Regions from separate parts of the Homo sapiens genome. Here region 1 is linked to region 2. A link is an interaction called in ENCODE POLR2A ChIA-PET data of the cell type or tissue named here. Cell type or tissue: MCF 10A. All regions are shown on one strand. Each heading gives the region's core, and the rest is flanking DNA. Links, peaks and the distances in the headings are about the cores only. Region 1 has its middle 25 kb from the start of MORC4. Region 2 overlaps TSC22D3 (TSC22 domain family member 3).

The links. Peaks named below come from ENCODE experiments on the same cell type or tissue, not always from the same donor. Only the 100,000 strongest peaks of a DNase experiment are listed, where the experiment ranks them.
Region 1: POLR2A ChIA-PET joins it to region 2 with 5 read pairs; 2 of 35 experiments call an interaction of 5 or more read pairs at or near these places.

What each region holds. Positions count from the first base shown.
Region 1 is chrX:107,022,626-107,028,005 of GRCh38, forward strand. No RefSeq gene overlaps it. Among named protein-coding and RNA genes, the nearest start is that of MORC4, 25 kb to the left of the region's middle. In MCF 10A, for the core only: CTCF peaks have their summits at 3,099 (motif pointing right) and 3,303; no DNase peak of the experiment used is centred there.
Region 2 is chrX:107,708,980-107,714,359 of GRCh38, forward strand. It overlaps TSC22D3 (TSC22 domain family member 3), which reads right to left. Exons shown (of 3, transcript NM_198057.3): 3 at 4,242-5,380. Among named protein-coding and RNA genes, the nearest start is that of TSC22D3, 64 kb to the right of the region's middle. In MCF 10A, for the core only: no CTCF peak of the experiment used is centred there; DNase peaks (open chromatin) are centred at 2,222 and 3,922.

The sequences.
Region 1 (5,380 bases), core at 231-5,230, 690 kb before region 2:
TATGTTCTTTCTGACAACTTGAAAGTGATTTTCCTTGATCTGTAAGTCTTGTATCATTCCTAAACCTTGATCCTCAAAAATTGCTTTTAGGTCCACCAGCTGGGAGTTGGAAGGGCAGATACTGTGGTATCTTCCCAGGACAACTTAAAGGCTAGAGCCTCCAAGGGGAAGGACCACTTTCAAGCTATATGTTCATTTCTTTTGATAGTAACTGGGTTGTAATACTGGCTAAAATGTGTTCAGCATAATAACAATAGCCACCAATATGTGACAGGTTCCCCATGGGCAGCCCTTGTTCTTGCTACAGGTCCACCAGGGCATCCCCTAAATGAATGTAATCCAGGGAAAGAGTTTGTATTATGCATCTTTATGAAATTTGATAGTTGTCAAACACCCTTGTTTTTTAATATTCTTCTCATCCATTAGCAATCCTTCTTCTTCTTCATGCAAACTGTTTCTCAAGATTATCCCAATTATCCAGAGATACTCAACTTTTACCTTTATCTTGGCACCCCATTTAGCAAAAGAAAGCCTAGTGATCAGCAAGGAAGCAACAATCTTAGACGCCATGCCTCATGATAATTTTTCCCTCACCCTACTGGCTTTTCAAAGTACTTTATCCAAAAAAGATTATTCTCATATATCTTACACATCATTTTATTGAAATGTTACTGTAGTGATAAGCCTTTTATATACATTTAGAATATTCATATGTTCAGTTTTAGTAGAGACTGCCAAAAGTTTTTCCAAAGTGATTGTATCAATTTAAATTTTTACCAAGAATATATGAGAGTTCCTTTTGCTCCATATCCTCATAATTTGCTAGTGTTAGTTTAATGTCCACATGGATGTGTAGTGGTTTATCATTGTGGCTTTAATTTGAACATACTGATGATTAATGACATGGCCCAGTTTTTAATATGTTTTTTGGCCATTTGTATATCTTTTTTTATTAAGTGCCTCTTCAAGTCTTTTGCCCTTTTTTTTTTTTTTTTTGAGACGAAGTCTCGCTCTGTCACGCTCTGTCATCCAGGCTGGAGTGCAATGGCGAGATCTCAGCTCATGGCAACCTCCGCTGCTCGGGTTCAAGCAATTCTCCTGTCTCAGCCTCCTGAGTAGCTGGGACTATAGGCGCCTGCCACGATGCCTGGCTAATTTTTGTATTTTTGGTAGAGACAGGGTTTCACCAAATTGGTCAGGCTGGCCTCGAACTCCTGACATCAGGTGATCTGCCTGCCTTGGCCTCCCAAAATGCTAGGATTACAAGCGTGAGCCACCACGCCTGGCTTCTGTCTTTTTCTTACTGATTTGTAGTTCTTTATTTTGTATAGTATATGAGTACTTTGTCAGCAATATATTTTTCAAACATTTCCTACTCTGTGGCTTGCTTTTTCACTCTTTTTGTTGTTGTTGTTGTTTTGTTTTGTTTTTGTTGAGACAAAGTCTTGCCCTGTCGCCCAGGCTGGAGTGCAGTGGTACAATCTTGGGCCACTGCAACCTTCACCTCCTGGGTTCAAGTGATACTCCTGCCTCAGCCTCCCGAGTTGCTGGGATTACAGGCATGCGTCACCAGGTCCAGCTAATTTTGTATTTTTAGTAGAGACAAGGTTTCGCCATGTTGGCCAGGCTGGTCTCAAACTTCTGGCCTCAAGTGATCCGCCTGCCTTGGCCTCCCAAAGTGCTGCTGGGATTACAGACGTGAGCCACTGCGCCTGGCCAGCCTTTTCACTCTCTTAATGGTACAATTTGATGATCAGAAGTTCTTAATTTTAATATATTCCAATTTAATATTTCCCTTTAATGGTTAGTGTTATTTTTGCCTCCCATTTAAAAATATTTGTTATTCCAAAAATCATAAATATGCTTTATTATGTTATGCTCTAGAAGCTTTACTGTTTTGCCTCTCACATTTAGATCTACAATCCACCTTGAAATCATTTTTGTATAGGTGTGAGGTTGTGGCTGAGATTCATTTCTTCCTTCATTCCTTCTATAGACCTAGAACAATTAATTTAAAAGAATTCCTTTTCCCACTGCTCTGCAGTGTTATCTTTGTCACAAATCAAATGTCATATGTGTGTGGACCTATTTCTGGACTGTGTTCTGTTCTATTAGTCTATTTGTCTGTCCTTTTGAAAAGGCCACAGTCTTTATTAATGTAGTTTTATAAGTATTGCTATCTGTGTTAATCTTCCCTTTGTTCTTCTACTTTAGGATTGTCTTGGCTATTCTTGGCTCTTTGCATCACTTTCTAAATTTTAGAGTGAGCGTGTCAATTTCCACTCCCTGAAGAAAGAATGTGCTGAGATTTTAATTGGACTATATTATGTTTATAAATCAATTTGGGCAGAACTCACATCTTTGCAATATTGAGTTCTTCAAGAACTTAGTAAATTCCTCCATTTATTTACATCTGCTTCAATTTCTCTCACTAATATTTTGTAGGTTCTTGTGTAGAGGTCTTGTTAATCTAATTCCTAGGTATTTTATGTTATTCTAAATAGTATTTTTAAAATTTTTTCATTTACAATTACTTGTTGCTAGTCTATTGAAATAAAATTGATCTTTTACATAATGACTTTCTATTTAGTAAAATGGCCAAATTCACTTATTATAGTTTTTATCTGTAGATTATTTTGTCTTTCTATATACATACTCATGCCGTCAATACAGTTTTCCATGAATATGTGTGCCTGTGTATATGTATGTAATACAAATGTCCACTGGGAGACTGCAGCAAAGAGATGTCTCTCATGTGATATAAACTAATTTATCCACTGTAGTTATCACTGAGCAGTCACCCTGTTCTTTTCTCCTTTTCTGAATCCCATTTGTCTACAACTGCTGCCTGACGAGCTACTCAGAAAAGCATGACCACTGATACCACCTATAGTGTCAAGTAAACTGTCTCTGCATGCTTCAAAAATGCTCGCTCTTTAGGGTATCAAATCAGTACTGAGTCCCAAGAATAGGCAAAAAGGGCTTTTCCTATTCTGTATTACACTGTGTTGACTTAGATCTAAAGCTAACCCACTTACGCCCAGAATTTCAGAGCCTTTCTTGAATGTTCCCTGCCATTTCTGGTTTGTTCATCCTTCTCTAACCACAAGGGGTCACTCAGTACACAGGGCTGGGAACACATCCTATATTATCACCTCTGTTCTCTTTCTTCATCTCTTTTGGTTCCTCTCCCCAGAATAAACAAACAAACAAACAAACACTTCTCATAGTTTATCAATGGTAACAAATGGATATTAGTATGTGGAGAGTGGAGGGTAGACAGGGAGCTCATTACACTAGCTGCAGCCAACACAAGAGTTCCCATTATACTTTAGCCATAGTAAAATATTCGTAGTCTTTTGATTTAATTGATCCTTCCTTAAAATGGTGTGTGTGTTGGGTGGGGTTGCAGTCGCAAATACAGACATACCTTGCAGATATTGTGGGTTCAGTGCCAGAGCACCACAGTAAAGTGAATGTTGCAATAAAGTAAGTGACAAAAATTTTTTGGTTTCCTAGTGCATATAAAAGTTATGCTTACACTATACTGTAGTGTATTCAGTGTGCAATACCATTATGTCTAAAAAAAACCAATGTACATATCTGAATTAAAAACACTTTATTGGGCCGGGTGTGCTGGCTCACACCTGTAATCCCAGCACTTTGACAGGACGAGGCGGGCAGATCACCTGAGGTCAGGAGTTCAAGACCAGCCTAGCCAACATGGTGAAACCCCATCTCCACTAAAAATACAAAAATTAGGGCATGGTGGTGGGCGCCTGTAATCCCAGCTACTTGGGAGCCTGAAGCAGGAGAATTGCTTGAACCCGTGAGGTAGAGGTTGCAGTGAGCCAAGACTGTGCCATCGCACTCCAGCCTGGGCAGCAAGAGTGAAACTCCATCTCAAAAAAAAAAAAAAACTTTATTGCTAAAAAATGCTAACAATCATCTGAGCCTTCAGCTAGTCATTATCTTTTTGCTGGTGGAGGGTCTTACCTCAATGTTGATGGCTGCTGACTGATCAAAGTGGTAGTTGCTGAAGGCTGGGATGGCTGTGGCAATTTCTTAACATAAGATAAGAAATGAGTTTGCCACATTGATCGACTCTTCCTATCAGGAGAGATGTCTCTGTAGCACACAATGCCATTTGATATCATTTTACCTACAGTAAAACTTTCAAAATTGGAGTCAGTCCTTTCAAACCCTGCCACTGCTTTATCAAATAAGTTTATGTAATATTCTAAATCCATTGTTTTCTTTTCAACAATGTTCACAGCATCTTCATCAGAAGTAAATTCCATTTCAAGGAACTATTTTCTTTGCTCATCCATAAGAAACAACCCTTTGTTTATTCAAATTTTACCATAAGATTGAAGCTATTCAGTCACATCTTCAGGTTCCACTTCTAATTCTAGTTCTCTTGCTATTTCCACCATATCAGCAGTTATTTCCTCCAATGAAGTCATGAACTTCTCAAAGTTGTCCATGAGGGCTGGAATCGACTTCTTCCAAACTCCTGTTAATATTGATATTTTGACCTTGTTCCATAAATCACAAATGTTCTTAATGGCATCTAGAATGGTGAATCCTTTCCAGGTTTTCAACTTCCAGAAGGTTTTCAATTTTCAACTTTGCCCAGATCTATCAGAGGAATCACTGTCTATGGCAGCTATATCCTTATGAAATGTATTTCTTAAAAAAACAGAAATTGAAAGTCAAAATTACTCCTGCAGAATGGATGCTGTGTTAGCAGGCATGAAAACAACATTGATTTCCTTGTACATCTCCATCAGAGCTCTTAGGTGACCAGGTGCACTGTCAATGAGCAGTCATATTTTTAAAGGAATCTTTTTTCTGAGCAATAGGTCTCAATAGTAGGTTTAAAATATTCAGTAAACCATGCTATAAACAGATGTGCTGTCATCTAGGCTTTGTTGTTCCATTTATAGAGCACAAGCAGAGATTTAACATAATTCTTGGGGCCCTAGGATTTTTAGAATGGTAAATGAGCATTGGTATCAACTTAAAGTCACCAGCTGCACTGGCCCCTAAGAAAAGAGTCAGTCTGTCTTTTGAAGCTTTGAAGCCAGGCATTGAATTCTCTCTAGCTATGAAAATGCTAGATGGCATTTTCTTCCAATAGAAGGCTTTTTTCCTGCTACATTGAAAATATGTTGTTTAGTCACTTTCATCAATGATTTTAGCAAGCTCTTCTGGAAAACTTGCTGCAGTTTCTACATCAGCACTTGCTACCTCACCTTACACTTTTATGTTATAGAGAAAGCCTTGTTTCTTAAACCTTATAAATGAACCTCTGCTAGTTTCAAACATTTCCTCCGATGCTTTCTACCTTTCTCAGACTTCATAGAATTAAAGAGAG
Region 2 (5,380 bases), core at 230-5,229:
ATCACTTCCCTGCTCAGAAGCCTACCATGGCTCCCTGAGACCTCTTAGATTCTATCTAAAGTCACTTGGCTGGGAGCCAGCCAAGTGAGCCTCCCACCCTCCCGCTTACCTTCTTCTCTGTTCACTGCCACCCCTCCCGTGCTCATTAGTCATTTATTTTCCTTGTGTTAGTCCCTCTGCTAGTTTGGGGTGGTCTTTCTTCTATTTCCCCCTTCCCACCATGAGCCCTGGAACACTTCTGGTTACGTTGGAGGAATTATGAAAACTGTTCAGATTCTCTATCCTGCTTCTCAGTGCATTAATCTTGCCTCCCCCCAATGTGGGCTTTGCCATTCACCAGCTGTATGACTTTGGGCAAGTTGCTTAACCTCTCTGTGCCGTAGTGTTTTCATGTTCTCATGTGTAGAATGGTGATCTCAATAGGGCATACCTCATATGTCTGTGGACAGGATTAAGAGTCAACAGATGTAAAAAGTCTTATGACGGTTTCTAGCGTAAAGTAAGTGCCATGTAAGTGTTAGCTATTATTAGTAATTAGTATGATCACCTCCTCTTTCAGCCAGCTCATCTCTGGAAACCATGTCTGCTTGGAATACCTAACTGATCGAGTTCTCTGTTAAACCTTGCCTGATCTTGTGGAGGCGGTTAAGTATTAAGTGTTTGGGTTTCAACAAGCTCCTGTACATGAGATAACCTGAGGAACTGGGCCGTCTACAAAGCTGTAATTATGTCCATTAATTTCTAACCAACTAGGAGGAGAGGTGCTGAGAGTTGAAAGCAAGATTTTCCAGCATAAATAGGATTGATGATGTGGATGATGTGAGGGCAACTTTGCAATAATTTTATCATTTTTTTTTTTAAGACGGAGTTTCGCTCTTGTTGCCCAGGTTGGAGTGCAATGGTGTGATCTTGACTCACTGCAACCTCCGCCTCCTGGGTTCAAGCAATTCTCCTGCCTCAGCCTCCCGAGTAGCTGGGATTACAGGCATGCGCCACCACACTCAGCTAATTTTGTATTTTTAGTAGAGATAGGGTTTCACCATGTTGGCCAGGCTGGTCTCGAACTCCTGACCTCAGGTGATCTGCCCGCCTTGGCCTCCCAAAGTGCTGGGATTGCAGGCGTGAGCCACTGCACCCAGCCAACTTCACAATACCTTAAAGGACAGTGGATCATGCACCTTTTTTCCTATGGTCTTTCTGGAGTCCTTCTGCTGATACTCCAGGTCCCAGAGGCCCTGCCCCTGGCTTCCTTGTCGGAGCCCTCCTGGAACACCCTCCTCTGTGGCCATCCCCAGCTTGAAAGCCTCACACTTTGTGTCCCAAGCAGTCCTTGTCTGGAAATAACCCATCACCCACATTTCTGTTCTAGTCTACTTTTTCTTTAAATTGACAGACACAACTAAAATTGTATGCATTTGTGATGTTTTGAAATATATACACATTGTGGAATGGCTCAATCTAGCTAATTAATATATGCATTGTTGTTTTAGCTTTCAAATCCATGTCTTTGATTTTGTAGTGAATATAATTAATTCCTTTAAGGCCCACTGAATTCACAGCCAGTGTTTGTAATTATGTGTCCTGCCGCCCCCCCCCCGGCCCCGCCCACCCGAGTCTCTCTTTCTCTCTCAATGAATACCAAAAGTTCAAGTACTATAGAGTTGGGGGAGGTTTGAGAATATTTTTGACATAAAAAAAGGGCCCTTATTGTCACTAAGGTTGGGAACCACTGCCCCATGGGACATGTGGGAGCCATGGGAGTAGCACTAAGTTCTCTGGCTCTCAGTTTTCTCGTCTGTCAAATGGAGGTAAATCATAACTGCCTCTTTTTCTAAGGGCAGGAAACAGAATGTTTTGTACTCGGAAGCGGGGCCAGGGAGCAGTGCTCTTGTGATCCTTGCTGCTATGCTGGGAAGCCTCCATGAGGATGAGATGAGAGAATAGATGGGAGGGCACATGCAGAGGTGGCAAAAGCAGGCAGGGGATGCATACTCCTTCAAGCCTCATTATTATTTTCCTCGTTCTGGGTCCAGCTGGACCAGCTGAGCCCAGAAGCCTAAAACCCATGGAAGTCTTTCCAGGAGCAACGTGTTCTTTTGCCTTCCTCCACCCTTAGTCACTTTTCTGTGGAGAAACAACAACAGAAAGCAGCTCCTGTATGTGACTAAGAAACATCTACAAACTTCCTCTTATCTAGCCTAGTAACTGCTGTGGCCTCAGAAGTTGCAGTGTTTGTCTCTGTTTAGTCAGCGTTGCCTAGGAAACAAAGTTGTTCTCTCTTTACCACTATGTGACTGTGGGGCCAGTTTTTTCCCCTTTCTTGTAGAGAAAGGCTTGATGACCAGAGAGGTTTGGGGCGTTGTTGGGCTATTTTCTAGGTTTCCTTTTTTCATCTGCTTTTTCTCATTCAGCTGCAAGTCTGGCATGGGAAGTCTACAGAAGATGAACCAAATAGCCACAAAGTCTCTGAGCTAATTTTGAAAGGTGGGGATTTGGGAGTAAGTGGGGACTGGGAGAGCTGGTCAGGGTGAGGAATGGCTGCCAGGGGGCTTTGAATGCACTCGTTTGAAGTTTGTATCTGTACCAGCAGCTGTGGAATCTGCATGCCATGAACCAGTTGGCAGGTATAGACAATGAACCTGGCATTATGAATAGCAAGGTTGGGAGCAGGTGGGGAAATTGGGATTTGAGAGGCCAGCAAGCAGGAGTTTGCAATGTTCTGAAGGGTTTTGGTGATTAGAAAAGAACAGGTCAGCTGGGTGCAGTGGCGCATGCCTATAATCCCTGCACTCTGGAGGGCCAAGGAGGCAGGTTGCTTGAGTCCAGGAGCTCGAGACCAGCCTGGGCAACATGGCGAAACCTCCATCTCTACTAAAAATACAAAAAAATATATATATTCAGGAGTGGTGGTGCACACCTGTAGCCCCAGCTACTCAGGAGGCTGAGGTGAGGATCATCTGAGCCCAGGGAGTTGAGACTGCAGTGAGCTTTGATGGCCCCACTGCATTCCAGCCTGGGCAACAAGAGTGAGACCCTGTCTCAAAAAAAAAAACCAAAAAAAAAAACCCAAAATGTCAACATGTATGACCTTTACAGAGGAAGAAGCATGTCATTTTGATTACATTTAGGCAGTGGTTGATGTAAGGGGCGGGGGGCAAGATATCTTGGTCACCCTGAGGTTTGTGGCTCAGGAAAATCAAGGAGTTCTGTTTCCCCAATTTCAAGTGGGAAAAGGATAGGTATATATGCTACCAGAAGCTGAGATGGAATGGAGTCACTTGAAGAGAGGTGATCGTTTCCCTTGGGAACATAGTGGGCTTAGAACACAGCTCAGGGTCCAGAGGAAGTTCAGGTTAGGGCGTGGTAAAGGAGACACTAAGCACTCATCAACAACCAATCAGAGAAATGCTAGGTCTCTGGATGCTGGGGACATGGAGCTGGGAAAGGGTGATGGGTGATAATGAACCCCAAAGAGAGGTGGAGGAAGGAATCTGGAGCCAGGAGCCTTAGACTTGGCCCTACCCACGTGGTTGGTGGGTTTGGTGAGAGAACTTTCAGCAGTGTCCCTGAGAACTTTCAGCAGGGACTGAGGATATCTTTCCTTGGCTGGAAGTAAGGGGAAGAGCAAAGGAAAGGGGGGTGGTTTTGCTACCTCATACATTCTCCCTCCTTCTCTTACTAGAGCCTTCTTAGCTCCTTTGCCAAGTCAAGTGTCACATGTGGATTGGTATTAAGGAGAATGCATTAAGTGAGCCCAGTGATGTTTTCAGAAGACAGAAGAGGCCCACGCCTGTTGATTTGGTTCCGCTCTTCTCGCTCCCTCCTATGTATACCCTGCCTGTTTCTTTTGGGCCTTCCTCGGGGTATCTTTCCTCCCAAATCACCCCCTCAAGCTACAGTTGTGTGTTATGAGTCACCTTGCCACTCACTCCGAAGCTCTCATATGAAAGCGGAGCAGGAGAGGGAGGAAGGATCTGGGCTTGAGTCCTAATTCCCGTAATAGCCATGTGACTTTGGGCAAGTCACTTAAACTCGCTGAGTCTCAGTTTCTTTATCCAGACAGTGAGGGCAAACAGCATGTCCTTCATATGAGTATTGTGCAGATGACACGAGATCACGGCTGCAGCATAGGCCTGGCACTGACAGGGTGCTCAAGGGATATTCAGGGGGTCAGCAAAACAGCCCCTACTGGGTGAGGGGCCTCTCCCACCCAGTCCATTTATACTCAGTCAGACACCAAGTTTATTTTTAGAAAAACAGAGCAAAGTTTATTGAAATTTCAAGCTACATTTGGAAAATCAAAATCCAAATCCTGGAACCATACATCAGGATAAGGTGTCAAAAAGTGGAAAGTGTTCACTCTCACAAAACCCGCTACAGACAAGCTTTCTGGGCACACCTCCCAGGCTCCATTGGATCAAAGCCATCCCCTTGTTCATCCCTCATCCACAGTAGGACACCATCCTTCTGTTCACTTGAAAGTTTTCCACAATAATTACAAAACAAAACAAAAAACGTTTTCAAATGACACTGTGAAGCCCAAACTGATCTTCTCTCAACCCCATTCTATGTAGTCAGCACCAGTGAATGGTGGGTTTGGCATTCAAAACAGGACTTCACGTTTCAGTGGACAGCTGGGGAAAGGGTTGCAGCAGCAAGGCATCCGTGGCCGCATTCAGAGGCTGGCCCCCCTCCTTGCCTTTACTCTCGAGTCTTACTTAACCTAAAAGACAAACTGGGTCAACTTGGTAAATGAACACAGTCAAAGACTTAGCCATAAGAGGTAAGGGACCAGTCAATACTCCCAAGGCTGGTTAGGCCCTTCAACATGTAGGTGGATGTGTATATGTATACATCGCTACACTAAGATACAGATCTAGCCCTATGGGTATATATACGCATTTATGGCTATATAGAAAAACTATGCCAATACTAACCAAACAGAACTTTGTAAGCGGTCATCCCAAAGCTGTAATCCCACACTGGGCTGTGCACAAAGCCATGCATTATACCATATTAACCAACAGAAGGCTGACTTGGCTCAATCTCTCCCATCTGTGTCCCCTGCCTTCACGAAACAGAGGAGAAGAGAGAGGTTGCCTCTGCTTAAAACACAAGTGGCTTCTTCATAGGAACAGTCGTTGTCAGGTGAAGCTGTTGAAGATGTCCATGGAGATGAGAAACAGACCCCTTAAACTTTCTGGAGCAAACTGGTGTCACACCTCAAACTACCCTTCTCCTTTGCCAGTTGCAGCTAAGTTGCCCAGGCCCTGGGAGCCCCCAGGGCGCAGTAGCATTAGAGGCTCACTGGCTTGGTGTTACTAGGCCCCATGCAACTCAGCCTCCAGAGACCTGCTCTTGTCAGGGGTCTGTCGCTGGA